Linked DNA regions of Homo sapiens: region 2 is linked to region 1. A link is an interaction called in ENCODE POLR2A ChIA-PET data of the cell type or tissue named here. Cell type or tissue: Panc1. All regions are shown on one strand. Each heading gives the region's core, and the rest is flanking DNA. Links, peaks and the distances in the headings are about the cores only.

Evidence for each region. Peaks named below come from ENCODE experiments on the same cell type or tissue, not always from the same donor. Only the 100,000 strongest peaks of a DNase experiment are listed, where the experiment ranks them.
Region 2: POLR2A ChIA-PET joins it to region 1 with 12 read pairs; 3 of 35 experiments call an interaction of 5 or more read pairs at or near these places.

What each region holds. Positions count from the first base shown.
Region 1 is chr3:141,938,516-141,946,845 of GRCh38, reverse strand. TFDP2 (transcription factor Dp-2) reads left to right here. Exons shown (of 13, transcript NM_001178139.2): 13 at 1-2,418. Among named protein-coding and RNA genes, the nearest start is that of ATP1B3, 66 kb to the right of the region's middle. RefSeq lists an enhancer at 8,253-8,330. In Panc1, for the core only: no CTCF peak of the experiment used is centred there; a DNase peak (open chromatin) is centred at 6,455; H3K4me3 peaks cover 848 bases; H3K27ac peaks cover 2,573 bases.
Region 2 is chr3:141,821,067-141,829,396 of GRCh38, reverse strand. No RefSeq gene overlaps it. Among named protein-coding and RNA genes, the nearest start is that of ATP1B3, 51 kb to the left of the region's middle. In Panc1, for the core only: no CTCF peak of the experiment used is centred there; no DNase peak of the experiment used is centred there.

The sequences.
Region 1 (8,330 bases), core at 28-8,027:
ATGTTGACCACACTGGTCTTGAACTTCTAACCATGTGATCTGCCTGCCTCGGCCTCCCAAAGTGCTGGGATTACAGGCTTGAGCCACCACGCCCAGCCTAAGATTTTATGATTAAAAAAAATTCAAGCTCAATACCCACATAAATTATAACGTTTCTCAGGAAGTAGTCCCTTAACCAAAACGTCTCTGAGAAGTGATGCTTAGGTAATCTCTGGGATCCGATTTTCCCACATGTCTCACTCCACAGTATGCTAAAGAAGAAAAAGTGAGTGGGCACAACACTTTGACCCTCTGGCTAAGCCCTGGGAGTCCCTGACAGGTCCAGAAACTTCTCTGACACCCATTCACCAGGGTGCTGAGATAGGAGAAAGTGCTCATTTATAATGTGTATTCTGTGCAGCTGTTCTCAGACAAGACCGGATCTTGTCATCTTACCTTTTGCTTTACAAAAAAGGCCTGTTGAAGTCAATGCTGTCTTGCCCCTTGCTGTTTCAGCAGGTTAGACTTTGGTCTTCACTGCTTATAGCTGCATTGGAGGCCAACGTAGCTGATGCTCAGGGTCAGGCCTCGCCCCTTCGCCGCAGGTCTCAGGATCGGGGATAACATCGCTCCCACCCTGCTCATTTAGAGATGGGAAACAAGCAAGAGCTTGACTTGCCTCCCATCCCTCAGCCTGTCTGTGGCAGAGCCTGCACCAAAACCCAGAGCTTCTTCCCTCCGTGAGGGCCACGCTGTCACCACAGTCCTCCCAGATGGGTTTTGGATTAGCATCAGTCCTGTGTCACCAAGTGCCAAACAGCTGAGGGGTAGAAGTGGGACTCCTTTCCCGAGCCCCAGCATGAGGCTGTGGTGTCAGGTTTAGGCCTCTCTCAAGTCAGAAAACCCCGGGCTGAGACCTCCACAGACAAGGGCTCCCCATGCTGGCCATTGGCAGGGGCCCAAGAAGTTCAGTGACCAACTGGTCCTTCCACACCACACCAGCTGGTGCTGCCCATGTCTGTCGAATCATAACGGAAAATTCCCCAGATCACGTTTGGATTTAAAAACTCATCCCTTGTCGTGCTTCAATGCATGCCATTTGTCACTTACCATACTTCACCATGGCCGAGCTTCATGTCACATGGCCTGGCGATTGTGCTTGTTCACACTGGGGCCAGGATTTTCATACTAAAACGTCACTGACAATGGGGCTACTTTTCTCCTGAATAGCTCCTCTGGGCTTGTTGCAGTTCTAGTTTTCCCAGTAGTTCCATGGCAGGTTCAACCTCTCAGTGTCCTGAAAAATGGAACCACCCACTAACCATATGCACTGGCTGCCCAGGTGGCTGCACTCCGGGGATCACGTTTCAGTACTGAGTTCCTTCACGCACTTGGTTCACCACCATCACTCTTGAGTTTTGGACAAAAGAGGTGGGTATGCCAGGCACAGTGGCTCACGCCTGTGATCCCAGCACTTTGGGAGGCCGAGGCGGGCGGATCACCTGAGGTCGGGAGTTCGAAACCAGCCTGACCAACATGGAGAAACCCTGTCTCTACTAAAAATATAAAATTAGCCGGGTGTGGTGGCGCATGCCTGTAATCCCAGCTACTCGGGAGGCTGAGGCAGGAGAATCTCTTGAACCCAGGAGGCAAAAGTTGCAATGAGCTGAGATCGTGCCATTTGCACTCCAGCCTGGGCAACAAGAGCGAAATTCCATCTCAAAAAAAAAAGGTGGGTAAAGGGCCATGAGCCCAAACCACTAGGTTGTTCACCTTTTCATCTGAAAATGCTTTACTCTGACTATGTGCTATTGGGTTTTATTTCCAGAAAATATAGTTCTCCTTTTTTCTGCATGAAGGATACATCGTGGTGCCACATGCTTTAAGCAATTTAAACAAGAGAGATAAGAGGAAAATGCAACCACCACATCTGACTTGCCCAATGTAGACTTTCCTTTATTAGATTGAAGTACACAACCTAATATGATATATTATTTTGTAGTATCTCAGACTTTGTAAATAAATGCCATTATTTTTATATGGAAATTTTATAGAAGAGCTATTTCTGTATACGTAATTACTCCTGATTTTCTGAAATTGCTTCTGGTAGATAACAGACAAGTCCTAAGCAGTGTTCCACTAAGGGTGGTTCCAGGCCTGCCTGCCGTGGAGTTGACTGGGGGAATTTTACAGTTTTGCGATCCTAGGATGCGTCCCAGACGCTCAGTCAGAAGTGCTGGAGGTGGGGCCTGGGAAGCTGTATTTGTAATGAACTCTGGTGTTTTTTGTCCATTAAAGTGTATCTTTGTCCATCCTATAAGATTAAAGGAAAGAAAAAGCATCTCAAATGAGTGTAAGTTGTTCTTGAGAAAAAAATGTATCAGACTTTTATGATTTGAATGAAATGTATTATAGAAAAAAATAAACACTTTAAAATAATGTTAGTCTCATTACTAGTGGGTCAGGATATTTTTAGTTAAAAAAGGAGGTGTTAGGCCATGCGCAGTGGCTCACGCCTATAACCCCAGCACTTTGGGAGGCCAAGGTGGTCGTATCATTTGAGGTCAGGAGTTCAAGACTAGCCTGGCCAACATGGTGAGATCCCGTCACCACTAAAACTACAAAAATGAGCTGGGTGTGGTGGCATGCGCCTGTAATCCCAGCAACTTGGCGCAGGAGAATCGCTTGAACCTGGGAGGCGGAAGTTGCAGTGAGCTGAGATCACACCACTGCAGTCCAGCCTGGGCAACAGAGTGAGACTCCATCTCAAAAAAAAAAAAAAAAGCCTTTTTTTTGTTTTTGTTTGTGAGATGGAGTCTCTGTTGCCCAGGCTAGAGTGCAGTGGTGCAATCTTGGCTCACTGCAACCCCCACCTCCCAGATTCAAGGGATTCTCCTGCCTCAGCCTCTGGAGTACCTGGGATTACAGGCACGTGCCACCACACCCGGCTTATTTTTGTATTTTTTTTTTTTTTTTTTGAGACGGAGTCTCGCTCTGTCACCCAGGCTGGAGTGCAGTGGCGCAGTCTCGGCTCACTGCAAGCTCCGCCTCCCGGGTTCACGCCATTCTCCTGCCTCAGCCTCTCCGAGTAGCTGGGACTACAGGCGCCCGCCACCACGCCCGGCTAATTTTTTTTTATTTTTAGTAGAGACGGGGTTTCACCGTGGTCTCGATCTCCTGACCTCGTGATCCACCCGCCTCGGCCTCCCAAAGTGCTGGGATTACAAGCGTGCAGCACCGCGCCCGGCCTATTTTTGTATTTTTAATAGAGATGGTGTTTCACCATGTTGACCAGGATGGTCTCCAACTCCTAGCATCAAGTGATCCTCCCACCTCAGCCTCCCAAACTGCTGGGATTAAAATAAAAAAGAACAATAGGCCGGGTGCAATGGCTCATACCTATAATCCCAGCACTTTGGGAGGCTGAGGTGGTCGGATCACTTGAGGCCCGGAGTTCGAGCCCAGCTTGGCCAACATGGTGAAACCCAGTCTCTACTAAAAATACAAAAAATTAGCCAGGTGTGGTGGCGGTCGCCTGTAATCCCAGCTACTCGGGAGGCTGAGGCAGGAGAATTGCTTGAACTCAGGAGGCAGAGGCTACAGTGAGCCAAGATCGCGCCATCGCACTCCAGCCTGGGCAACAAGAGCGAAACTCCATCTCAAAAAAAAAGAAAAATGAACAATAAAATAATGGTGGGCTGTTCGGGTGAGGGTAGTGGGTACTCTGGGGCTCTGCCAGAGAGTAAGGACTGAGACCCTCTTTCAACATCTGAGTTCCTCTTCATGAATTGCCCTCAGAAGGGTGGCCAGGGCCGGGCGCGGTGGCTCACACCTGTAATCCCAACACTGGGAGGCCGAGGTGGGCGGATCACAAGGTCAGGAGATCGAGACCATCCTGGCTAACATGGTGAAACCCTGTTTCCACTAAAAATACAAAAAATAGGCCAGGCGCAGTGGCTCACGCCTGTAATCCCAGCACTTTGGGAGGCCGAGGCGGGCGGATCACGAGGTCAGGAGATCAAGACCATCCTGGCTAACACGGTGAAACCCCGTCTCTACTAAAAATACAAAAAAATTAGCCAGGTGTGGTGACGGGCGCCTGTAGTCCCAGCTACTTGGGAGGCTGAGGCAGGAGAATGGTGTGAACCTGGGAGGTGGAGATTGCCCCACTGCACTCCAGCCTGGGTGACAGAGCGAGACTCCGTCTCAAAAAAAAAAAAAAAAAATTAGCCGGGCATGGTGGCGGGCTCCTGTGGTCCCAGCTACTCGGGAGGCTGAGGCAGGAGAATGGCATGAACCCAGGAGGCGGAGCTTGCAGCTAGCCGAGATAGTGCCACTGCACTCCAGCCTGGGTGACAGAGCAAGACTCTGTCTGAAAAAAAAAAAAAAGAAGAAGGGTGGCCAGGTGCCGTGGCTTACCCCTGTAATCTTAGCACTTTGGGAGGCTAGGCCCAGAATTGCTTCCCTGCAATTCGTAGGGAAGATGCTTTCTTATCATCTCTTACACCAAACCAGCATCAGCGAGAACAGCGACAGCAGTCAATATAGAATGCCATGTCCCCAGGCCTCAGGTGGAATGTCACCTGACCTCCGGAACATAGCAGCCCCTCAGCACCTGATCACGCAGTCTCTACCTGTCTCAGGGAGAGGCCGGAACCCTAGATAGCTTATCTCCTATGTTCCAACAAGTTGAGCACGTGGACAATCAGAAGGCACAGAAGGGTGTGGAGCAGTTCAGGGGCCAGCAAGTAGACCCAGGTCTTGAAAAGGAGATGGCTAAGTAAGCACTCGATGACATATTGGAAGGAATGCATCTTCCCATAAAGACTCCCCCTGGAGTTTCACAGACCAAATAAGGGTGGCGGTGGTGGGGAAGTGGTGAGCCTGTGCTCAAGCCCCTTACCCCAGGGGTCTCCTGGAGTAGTGAGCCAAGCTGGTATTGTGCCTTCTCCGTTCCTCCCGGCCTAGAGGAGCCACTTACTAGTGCCGTTTGGTGAAGGTGTCCAAGGACTCATGGGAGTAACCACTGTATCTCTTGGGCTTAAGAAGGTGCTTTTGTTCTTGTAGCCACATGGGGGATGGCACAGCGACTGAATACACCGCTGACCAGGGGCGATACCTGCAAGCCCACAGAATTGTCTACGAAGAGACAAACTATTTTCAAAAATATTTAAAGAGATTTATTCCGAGCCAAATATGAGTGACCATGGCCCCTGACACAGCCCTCAGGAGGTCCAAGAACATGTGTGCAAGGTGGTCAGGGTGCAGCTTGGTTTTATACATTTTAGGGAGACATGAGACTTCAATCAAGTATGTTTAAAAAATACGTTGGTTCGGTCCAGAAAGGTGGGACAACTCGAAGGTGGGGGGCGCTTCCGGCTTATAGGTAGATTTACAAATTTTCTTGTTGACAATTGGTTGAGTTTATCTAAAAACCTGGAATCAATAGAAAGGAAATGTCTGGGTTAAGATAAGGGATTATGGAGAGAAAAGGTCGCAGGCTTCAGAGAATAGATGGTAAATGATTCTTATCAGTAAGGTCTGTGTTGATGTTAATGCCAGCGGGTATAATGAGGCACTTCCCGTTCCTGGCCGGAACCGGTCTCTGAGGTTACATTTTAAGAGCGCCCTGGCCAAGGAGAAAGTCCATTCAGATGGTTGGGGGGTGGGACTTAGAACTGTATTTTTGGTTGACGGAGTTAATTCCATGCCCAGCTTCTTGAGCCTCAGAGAGAAGACAGCTTCAACCCAGAGCCTTTTCCAGAAGAAAGAACCCGACTGGCAGTCAGCTTGCTTGCTTCTGTTCCTACTCCCAGAGCTATGGCTATGTTTTCTCCATTCCTTTTTTTTTGAGACAGAGTCTTGCTCTATTGCCCAGGCAGGAGGTGCAATGGCACCATCTTGGCTCACTGCAACCTCCACCTCCTGAGTTCAAGTGATTCTCTTGCCTCAGCCTCTCGAGTAGCTCGGACTACAGTCACATACCACCACGCCTGGATAATATTTTGTATTTTTAGTAGAGACGGGTTTTCACCATGTTGGTCAGGCTGGTCTCAAACTCCTGACCTTAAGTAATCCACCCACCTCAGCCTCTCAAAGTGCTGGGATTACAGGCGTGAGCTACCGCGTGCGGCCTCCATTCCTTCTCCTACGGGAGCTGCTTCTGTATTTCTGTGCATCTTCTCAGAGTGCTGGCACTTCTCACTGAAGCTTGCACCTGACGACACCGCCAGCTTCCCCAGTTTCTTGCCAGATGAAGGCTCCATCTGCCGGTCTTACTGTGGACGGCTGCCAAATGCCCGGGGGCTCCCTGATCACTGCCAGCTCAGCCTTCTCTCTGAGAGGCCTTTCCAGCCTCTTGCTGAAACTTGCTTTCAGGAGAGCATCTCAGTGGAAAATGCACAGTGGTGAAGGAAGTCCTGTAGTTGGGGAGGGTGTGGGTGGTGGGGGCACAACCAATCCGGTTAGTGTAGAGCAGCATTTGTCATATCCACTTTCTCACTTTCATCCAAATTGCTTCAGGACATTTTTGCCACTGGGGCACAGTGATTCATCCAACCATTTCCTTATTGCCTTCTTATCTCCCGCCTTGGCTAAGGGGCCTAAAGTACTGTGACACATTATGCTAAGGTCAGGAGATTTGTTTTCTTCTTTCATGCCCTACCTACCACTTGGTCATGGCTCTCAAAAGCCGAAACTCAATCATGAGAAGTTTGTGCACTAAAATCCAAAAATGACAATACCGAAAAGGTCCCATCTCCACAGGAAGGACTTTCTGGTTCTGCTAATACATCATAGATTTGCTTTCAAACCTCCAGCAAAGGTTTTCCTCAGTCTGAGTACAACAAAAAGTAATTTTACAGGATGATTTTTTTCCTTGCAGAGACAAGGTCTTGCTCTGTCACAGGCTGGAATGCAGTGACACCATCACAGCTCACTGTAACTTCGAATTCCTGGGCTCAAGTGGTCCTCCCACCTCAGTCTCCACAGTAGCCGTGGTGTGCACCACCACACCTGGCTTGTTTTTTTATTTTGTGTAGAGACAGGGTCTCACTATGTTGCCCATGCTGGCCTCCAGAGATCCTCCCGCTTCAGCCTCCCAGAGTGCTGGAATTATGGGCATGATGTATTTTTAAAACTTTAAAACATCTACAGGATTTATTTTAAAAATTTTAAAACATCTAGGTTTTGTCTGCTTTTTTTTTTTTTTTTTTTTTTTTTTTGAGACGGAGTCTGGCTCTGTCGCCAGGCTGGAGTGCAGTGGCAAGATCCCAGCTCACTGCAACCCCCGCCTCCCAGGTTCAAGAGATTCTCCTGCCTCAGCCTCCTGAGTAGCTGAGACTACAGGCATGCACCACCACACCCAGCTAATTTTTGTATTTTTAGTACAGACGGGGTTCCACCATGTTGGCCTGGATGGTCTCGATCTCTTGACCTCGTGATCCGCCTTCCTCGGCCTCCCAAAGTGCTGGGATTACAGGCATAAGCCACCGTGCCTGGCTCACTGCAGCCTCCGCCTCCCAGGTTCAAGCAATTCTCCTGCCTCAGCCTCCCAAGTAGCTAGGACTACAGGCATGTGCCAACACACCTGGCTAATTTTTGTATTTTTAGTAGAGACTCTTTTGCCATGGTAGTCAGGCTGGTCTCGAGCTCCTGACCTCAAGTGATCTGCCCACCTCGGCCTCCCAAAGTACTGGGATTACAGGAGTGAGCCACCGTGCCTGGCCATGTCTGCTTTTTGTGACAGGTCACTGGAGTAGCGACAAGGCCATTTTGACAATAGAACAGTGGTGGCTCTTCTGCATGAAAGACTCTGGCCCATCTTACGATCAGCTAAATAACACTTTCCTCAAGTATTACCAAAATTCAGTTTATAAGTCATGACTAAGAGTGGAAGAAGGGGCTGGGATGCACCTGTAATCCCAGCTACTTGGGAGGCTGAGGCAAGAGAATAGCTTGAACCTGGGAGGTGGAGGCTGCAATGAGCCGATTTCGTGCCACTGCACTCCCACATGGGCAAAAGAGGGAGACTCCATCTCAAAAAAAAAAAAAAAAAGAAAAAAAGAAAAAAAAGGAGTGGAAGGACACAAGAATGACATACTTTTATTTCAATAAATGCTTTTGGAAATGATTTTTAAGAACAAAAACTAGAGACCTCCTGAAAGTCGGATTAAAGGTTGTGCAGGCCGGGTGCAGTGGCTCAGGCCTGTAATCCCAGCACTTCGGGATGCCGACGGGGGCAGATCACCTGAGGTCGGGAGTTTGAGACCCGCCTGACCAATGTGATGAACCCCATCTCTACTAAAAATACAAAAATTAGCAGGGCGTGGTGGCGGGCACCTGTAATCCCA
Region 2 (8,330 bases), core at 110-8,109, 120 kb after region 1:
ATGAAATATTTGGGACATACTTATACAAGAAAACAATTTTTCTTTGCTTATTTGCAATTCAGACTTGACTGGATATCCTGCATTTTATCTGGCAACCCTCGGAGGGGAGTTGTTAGTACAGGGACTCTAAAGTGGTGCCTGCTTTGGGTGTGCCTCTGGAATGCACATTTGCACTGATGGCCCCTGAGGCTCAGCACTCTGCACAACTAGCAGGTGAACCGCTGAAGCTTTCCCTGGTTGTTTTGGCTCCTGGCTTTCTCCTCCCTCCCTCTCCAACAGCTTCTCCTGGTAGCAGGAATGGACATGACAGCTGGCAGTGCAATGCAGATGGGAGAGGCAGGGCGGGGTGAACTGGTTTAAAATTACACAATAGTCAGCTGGCCCCATGCCCCTTAACCAAACTCCCAAGGAAATGCTAGCTGCCTTCTGGGGTTGCCACCACCCCAGGCAGCCCTCTGTTTAGGGGTTCTTCTGTCTGATATGTGTTTCATAAGAGAACAAAAGGAGAGAGGGCTCTTGCAGAGAACTTTTGCTTCTGGAACCAGAATTTCTAAAATAAGCTTCAGGTTCTTTTATCTCATTGTGACATTCTGGGTTATATTAATGGATAACCTCAAAGAAAAAAAAATGGTAAAATCATGATTGTCATACAGAAATAAAAATGAATACATGTTAAAGATTTTATTTAACTCTGTAATGAGGAAACTGGTAAGATGTTACAATAAGTTCAGATAAGTAAAAAAAAATAAAGCACAAATTTATATGGAGTAAAGGAATGTTGAAATGAATGAGCAAATGGATACAAAACTGGCTTGGAGGTGTCATGGGCTGAATTGTGTTACCCAAAATTCATATGTTGAAGTCCTAACAGCCAGTACTTCAAAATGTGTAGGTCATTAGGGTGGGTCCTGATCCGGTATCACTGGTTCCTTTATAAGAAAAGTTTGAGTTTGACACATACAGTGGGAAGACCATGAGAAGACACAGAGAGGACAGCCATCTACAAGCCAAAGAGTGAGGCCTTGGAGGAAATCAACCTAGACAGCACCTTGATCTCAGACTTCAAGCCTCTAGAACAGTGAAAAGATAAATTTCGGGTGTTTAAGCCACTCAGTGTGTGGCACTTTATTATGGTAACCCAAACACACTAAGACAGAGGTGAAGGGGTCATTTGCATGTCTATAGATGAGAATCATTTTAAGTTCCCATTAGTTACCTATAATTTATGGAGTCGTAGAATAGCTCCCTTAGAATCAGATAACCCACCCCCTGGCAGCCAAGTGCCCTGGTGCCCACCCCCGTCAAGCCCGAAAGATGGGGAGGTGGGGTGGCAGGAGTTTCTGTCCCCCATATTCCATACACGTCCCCCTCTCCTCCCTCCTAGTGAGCAGGGGCCTGCAAGGCATCACTCCCAGCCCCTCGCCCTCTTGGGCACCCTCAGCAAAGGGGCGGGTGGGGACACTCCAAGTGGGGCAGCTCTCCCTACACGTGCCCCAACCCCATGAGCCAGTTCAACCCTATCAGGGGCTGAGCAGGGGCATCCCCTCCTTTTTTCATAGTCTCCGTGGATGTCCTCGCCCTGTAGCCACAAGCCCCTTGCTGCTCTCCTTTAATGCCAAAGGGCCCCTGCCTAGGACACAGGCCCAACCTGTGTGGTGGGGTCCCCAGCAGCAAACACTGGAACGTCTTTTTTCTTTTGCTTTCTTCTTCCCCACCCCTTAATTTTAACTTTGTGGTAACTAAGTGTCCCTGAGTGCCAGCTGAATGTGCGGGCGGCAGTGCCGTTCCGGAGGCCTGGTCCATCTGCAGTTTTGAGGGGTGAGGGGACCAGCGTGGGGGTTAGTTAGCTTCCCTTCCCCACCTGCAACCAGGGACTGCCCGGGTAACTAGCTTTGATCCTGTCTGCTCCCTCCCTGATCCCTCCCCTGCTCATGTCCCTTCTCTATGAACTTAAATTGAAAACCGCTTCCCTCCATCTCTCCTCCCGCTCCCATGTGGAGGGGGAATGTGTGCTGGCCAGGGTGGAGGACTGAGCACCTGAGCCTGGGGCTGGCTCCCCCGGGGTCCCCGACTCAGCTGGTGGCTGTGGAGCTGAGTCCCCTCCCCATAACCCCTGGGAGGCCAGCACCCACCATCACTACCTGCACCTGCTGTGGTCCCACCTTCTGGAGGCCTGGGAACCTGGCTGCAGACTGGGAAGGCTGGAGAGGCAGACGGCAGCACCCACCAGCTCTCTTCCCACCCTGCCTCTTCCCCGGGAGCCATGCCCTACCTGTGTGGTGCTGGGTGGGCTGACTGTCAAGACATGTGTCATGTACATTTGTATCAGAAATAAAGAAGTGACCACACACACACACACACACATACACAATCAGCTAACCCAGTCAGTTTAATAATAAGAGTTAATTTATGACTAGAATCAGCAAACTGCTTGTGGTCAAATCTAGCCCTACTGCCTGTTTTTGTAAATAAAGTTTGTTTTCTTTTTTTGAGGCAGGGTTTCACTGTGTCGCCCAGGTTGGAATAGCTGAGACTATAGGCATGTGCCACCGTGCCCACACCTAGCTAAAGTTTGTATTTTTGGTAGAGACAGGGTTTCACCATGTTGCCCAGGCTGGTCTCTGAAACTCCTGGGCTCAAAGCATACACCCGCCTCAGCCTCCAAAAGTGTTGGGATTACAGGTGTGAGCCACTGTGCCCAGCCAATAAAGTTTTATTATAACACTTATATATGGCTGCTTTCACAAGACAAAGACAGAGTTAAGAAGATGCATCCGCAAAGTCTAAAATGTTTACTACCTGGTCTTTTTTTTTTTTTTTTTTTTGAGATGGAGTCTCGCTCTGTCGCCCAGGCTGGAGTGCAGTGGCGCGATCTCGGCTCACGGCAAGCTCCGCCTCCCGGGTTCAGCCCGTTCTCCTGCCTCAGCCTCCTGAGTAGCTGGGACTACAGGCGCCTGCCACCACGCCCGGCTAATTTTTTTTTTTTTTTTTTGGTATTTTTAGTAGAGACGGGGTTTCATTGTGTTAGCCAGGATGGTCTCGATCTCCTGACCTTGTGATCTGCCCGTCTCGGCCTCCCAAAGTGCTGGGATTACAGGCGTGAGCCACCGAGCCCAGCCACTATCTGGTCTTTTACAGAGAAAGTTGTAGAGCCTTCTCTAGACAATGCATGGTTTTCCATTGAAACACAAATGTTTCCCTACAATTGGAAGGTCATTCAAGGTCATCCAGCTCAGGGATTCCTAGATTTTAAGATCTTATGGGTAAAATTTCAAAATAAAATTTTGAGGATAGTTATAGGGTCTCTAGTGTTTACTTTTGTCAAATATAACTACCTCATGAAAGAACACATTTTAACTACTCATATTTTAAAGTGAATAGCATATGAAATAGCATATGAAATCTTGCTGCATTATTCTTTCTTTAATTTCTCTGAGTTTTGGTAAAAACTCCACCCCTGAACAGACAGTTAATGGTCTAGATTGTGGAACCATTGACCTGGCCCAATCTCAGGCACTAGCTGCTGGCTCTGTCCAGAAAGGCTGCTGGCTTGGGCCCAGAGTCACGGCCTTACTCCTGTACTCAAGCTGATGCCCTCTGGGGAGAAGGGGCGTGTTCTCTGGGGGGTGGTTATTGCCAGAGCCAGCTTGTGCATGTGTCACACACCCCCTCCAATGATGATGGGTCTTGCCTGGCTTTAAATAATATGTTTTTTCCTAATTAAAAAAAAAAATAAATGCTCAGTGCAGAAAACATGGGAAAAAAATGGAAAGTACAAAATTCATCTTCACTCAGAGAGATGTAAAGATTTACTGATACACAGGGGGATTAAAAACAGTTTGCAATCTAAAAATCCTAAAGAGACAAAACCTAGCATATGTCTCAGAACTATCATGGAGCCTGGCACATGGCAGACGCCAATATTTATTGACATAACAGGCCAGGCGTGGTGGCTCAGAATGCCTGTAATCCCAGCACTTTGGGAGGCTGAGGTGGGTGGATCACAAGGTCAAAAGTTTGAGACCAGTCTGACCAACATGGTGAAACCACATCTGTACTAAAAATACAAAAATTCCCTGGGCGTGGTGGTGGGCGCCAGTAATCCCAACTACTCAGGAGGCTGAGGCAGGAGAATTGCTTGAACCCGGGAGGTGGAGGTTGCAGCAAGCTGAGATCATGCCACTGCACTCCAGCCTGGGCGACAGAGTGAGACTCCGTCTCAAAAAAAAAAAAAAAAAAAAAAAGACAGAAAGAAAGAACAAATAAGTCTGAATAACTGCAATGATTTTTCCCAGATGACTCAAGAAAATTCAGGGTCTCTTTTATTTTTATTTTTATTTGTTTATTTTTTGAGACAGAGTCTTGCTGTATTGCCCAGGCTGGAGTGCAATGGCATGATCTTGGCTCACTGCAACCTCGCCTCCCAGATTCAAGTGATTCTCCTGCCTCAGTCTCCTGAGTAGTTGGAATTACAGGTGCCCACCACCATGTCTGGCTTTTTTTTTTTTTTTTTTTTTGTATTTTTAGTAGAGACGGGGTTTCACCTTGTTGGCCAGGCTGGTCTCGAACTCCGGAGCTCATGATCTACCTGCCTTGGCTTCCCAAAGTGCTATGGTTACAGGTGCAAACCACCATGCCAGCCAATTTATTTTTTAATAATCTAAATAGCTAATATGGTCAGTCTTCCAGGTAAAAAAATACTTGTGCTTATCTTTTTTCCTTATGTACTTTGTATCATTTTTTCCCTTTTAAGATTTATGGCTGGGCGCAGTGGCTCATGCCTGTAATCCCAGCACTTTGGGAGACCCCGGTGGGCAAATCACTTGAGGTCAGAAGTTTGAGACCAGCCTGGCCAACATGGTGAAACCCCATCTCTACTAAAAATACAAAAATTAGCTAGGCGTGGTGGTGCATGCCTGTAGTCCCAGCTACTCGGGAGCTGAGGCAGGAGAATCACTTGAATCCGGGAGGCAGAGGTTGCAGTGAGCTGAGATGGCACTATCGCACTCCAGCCTGGGTGACAGAGCAAGTCTCCGTCTCAAAAAAAAAAAAAAAATTTATAACTGCCAAGAAAAACAATTTAAGAAGCAAGGATTATTTGTGTTCATTAGTTTTCATCATATTTTACTGTCTGAACAATTTATTTAAATTGTCTTATTAAACTGCCCTAATGATACATGCAGTATAGTGATATTTAGAAATTGATCTAGTAGACTTCAATTAATTTATTTATTTACTTTTGAGACAAGGTCTTGCTCTGTTTACCCACGCTGGAGTGCCAGTGGTGTGATCATGGCTCACTGCAGCCTCCTGGGCTCAATCAATCCTCCTGCCTCAGCCTCCCAAGTAGTTGGGACTATAGGCATACGCCAGCACGCTTGGTTAATTTTTGTATTGTTTTCAGAGACAGGGTTTTGCCCAGGCTGATCTTGAGCTCCTGGGCTCAAGTGATCCTCTTGCCTTGGCCTTCCAAGGTGCTGGGATTACAGGCGTGCACCGCCAAACCTGGTCCGTCTGGTAGACTTTAATGATTTCAAAAGATATGCCTCGCAATTTCTAAGAAGCAAAAATTGTTGAATTATTTCACATTTATGCCTGATTACCTAAATGAGAAACATGTTAAAATTTATATTCAGGCCATGCATGGTGGCTCACGCCTGTAATCCCAGCATTTTGGGAGGCCAAGGCGGGTGGGTCATGGGAGGTCAGAAGTTCTAGACCAGCCTGGCCAACATGGTGAAACCCCATCTCTACTAAAAACACAAAAAATTAGCCAGTGTGGTGGCAGGCTCCTGTAATCTCAGCTACTTGGGAGGTTGAGGCAGGAGAATCACTTGAACTCGGGAGGTGGAGGTTGCAGTGAGCCGAGATTGCACCATTGCACTCCAGCCTGGGCAACAAGAGCAAAGCTCTGTCTCCAAAAAAAAAAAAAAAAAAAAAAAAAAAAAAAAAAAAATTATATTTAAAACAAAAAATTGAGGCTGGGTACAGTGTCTCACACCTGTAATCCCAGCACTTTGGGAGGCTGAGGCGAAAGGATCACTTGAGGCCAGGAGTTCAAAAGACCTGCCTGGGCAACATATCTACCAAAATTAAAAATAAAAATAAAAAATTGAGAACAATTTTCAACCCTTTGTGGCTTGCAAAGGTAAAATTAATAACTTCATACTATTTCCTATAAAAACATCATTCATATCTTCTGCCTTGCACAGCTGTTCTCAGCCCCTTCCCGCAGTTTATTAACTCCATCTCCTCCTTTGAGAAACAAACATTCAAAATAATCCCTGATAAACTGGAAGAATAAAAATGACTTCTCCCTGGTTCTTCTTTGTCTAAATATTTAACTCACATATATCTTTGTTTCCCCTGACATTTCATTATGTTTAATGAGATTTTCTATTAAAACATAAGGTCATTTTAACTTTTAAAAAATAAGCAAGCATCATGTCTTTTCTTTCTTTCTTTCTTTTTTTTTTTTTTTTTTTTTTAGATAGAGTCTCTCTCTTGTCACCCAGGCTGTAGTGCAGTGGTGCCATCTTGGCTCACTGCAACCTCTGCCTCCTGGGTTCAAGCAATTCTCTGCCTCAGCCTACCAAGTAGCTGGGATTACAGGCGCCCACCACCACACCCGGCTAATTTTTTTGTATTTTTAGTAGAGATGGGGTTTCACCATCTTGGCCAGGCTGGTCTTGAACTCCTGACCTTGTGATCCACCCGCCTTGGCCTCCCAAAGTGCTGGGATTACAGGCATGAGCCACCATGCCTGGCCCAGCATCTTGTCTTTTCAAAAATTACATCCTTCCTTTGATGAGGCAACTGGCTGCATCTGATTTAAATCTTTCCTTAACCCCCCAGCCCAACAACACCCTGCACCTATCCCTTGCATTTCTCCACCCCTCGAACATTTAACCTCCTGGGTCAGGCCTGCCCCTCACCTGCCCATGTCATGGTAAGCCTCCTGCACTCTGACTCGATCCAGATGGGAGCCCACATATGACAGAGAGGCCTAGGAGCAGCCTTGGACCCTAACTTCCCCACTCATTCTACTTAGATTTTTCTTTCACTGTGTATGAAAATTTTCCTTCTCAACTACTTCCAGGGACCCAGATCTCTTTCTTCTCTTACTTCCTCTAAAACTTTTCATTACGGCGTCCTGGTTCAGGCCTTAGTGGTTTTGTCCCCTGATCATTCCCTCTCAATCCACTGTTACTGGCCACAGTCTTCAACAGATTATGCCCCTCCTGTGTGCAAGTCATGCACTACTGGCTTCATATACCTGATTTCTGGTCTTCACAACAACCCTGTGAAGCTGTGGGACTTGAGGTACAAAATCTCTATGAGCTTCCATTTCCTGATTTAGAATGTGAATATTAACACTAACAGGAGCCTACATTCTGTATTCCACACCACATTACCTTTCTTACATGGCTGTCTTTTCTCTATGTTGTCCCCAATGCCACACTGTGTATAATTAGATCTCAAGACACACTTGGTTATTTTTATTTACTATTTTTATAATTATTGACTACTGCTATGGTTTGGGTCTGTGTCTCCACCAAATCTCATGTGGAATTGTAATCCCCAATGTTGGAGGAGGGGCCTGGTGGGAGATGATTGGATCATGGGGGTATCTTTCCCCCTTGCTGTTCTCATGACAGTGAGTGAGTTCTCACGAGATCCAGTTGTTTAAAAGTGTGTGGCATTTGTCTCCCTCTTCCTCCTTCAGCAGCCATGTAAGACGTGACTGCTTCCCCTTTGCCTTTAGCCATGATTGTAAGTTTCCTGAGGCCTCAGCCATGCTTCCTGTATAGCTTGTGGAACAGTGAGCCAATTAAACCTCTTTTCTTTATAAATTACCCAGTTTCAGGTTTTTTTTTTTTTTTTGCAGTTGCAAGGTTTAATAGTGAAGACAGAGCTCCCATACAAAGGGAGGGGACCCAAAGAGGGTAGCCATTGCCGGCTCGAATGCCTGGGTTTATATCCCGCTGTGCTCTCAGGCAATAGATGATTGGCTATTTCTTTACCTCCTGTTTTTTGTCTAATTAGCATTTTAGTGAGCTCTCTCTACTATCTGATTGGCCAGGTGTGAGCTAAGTTGCAAGCCCTGTGTTTAAAGGTGGAAGTGGTCACCTTCCCAGCTAGGCTTAGGGATTCTTAGTCGGCCTAGGAAATCCAGCTAGTCCTGTCTGTCAGTCCCCCATCTCAACAGGAAAACCCAAGTGCTGTTGGGGAGGTTGGCCGATGATGGCTCTAACTGCTTCCTGCTGAACTGGGGCATAGTAGGGGTTGTGCAGTTGAGATTTCCTTGGGAGGGGTGCCTTTGATGTCAT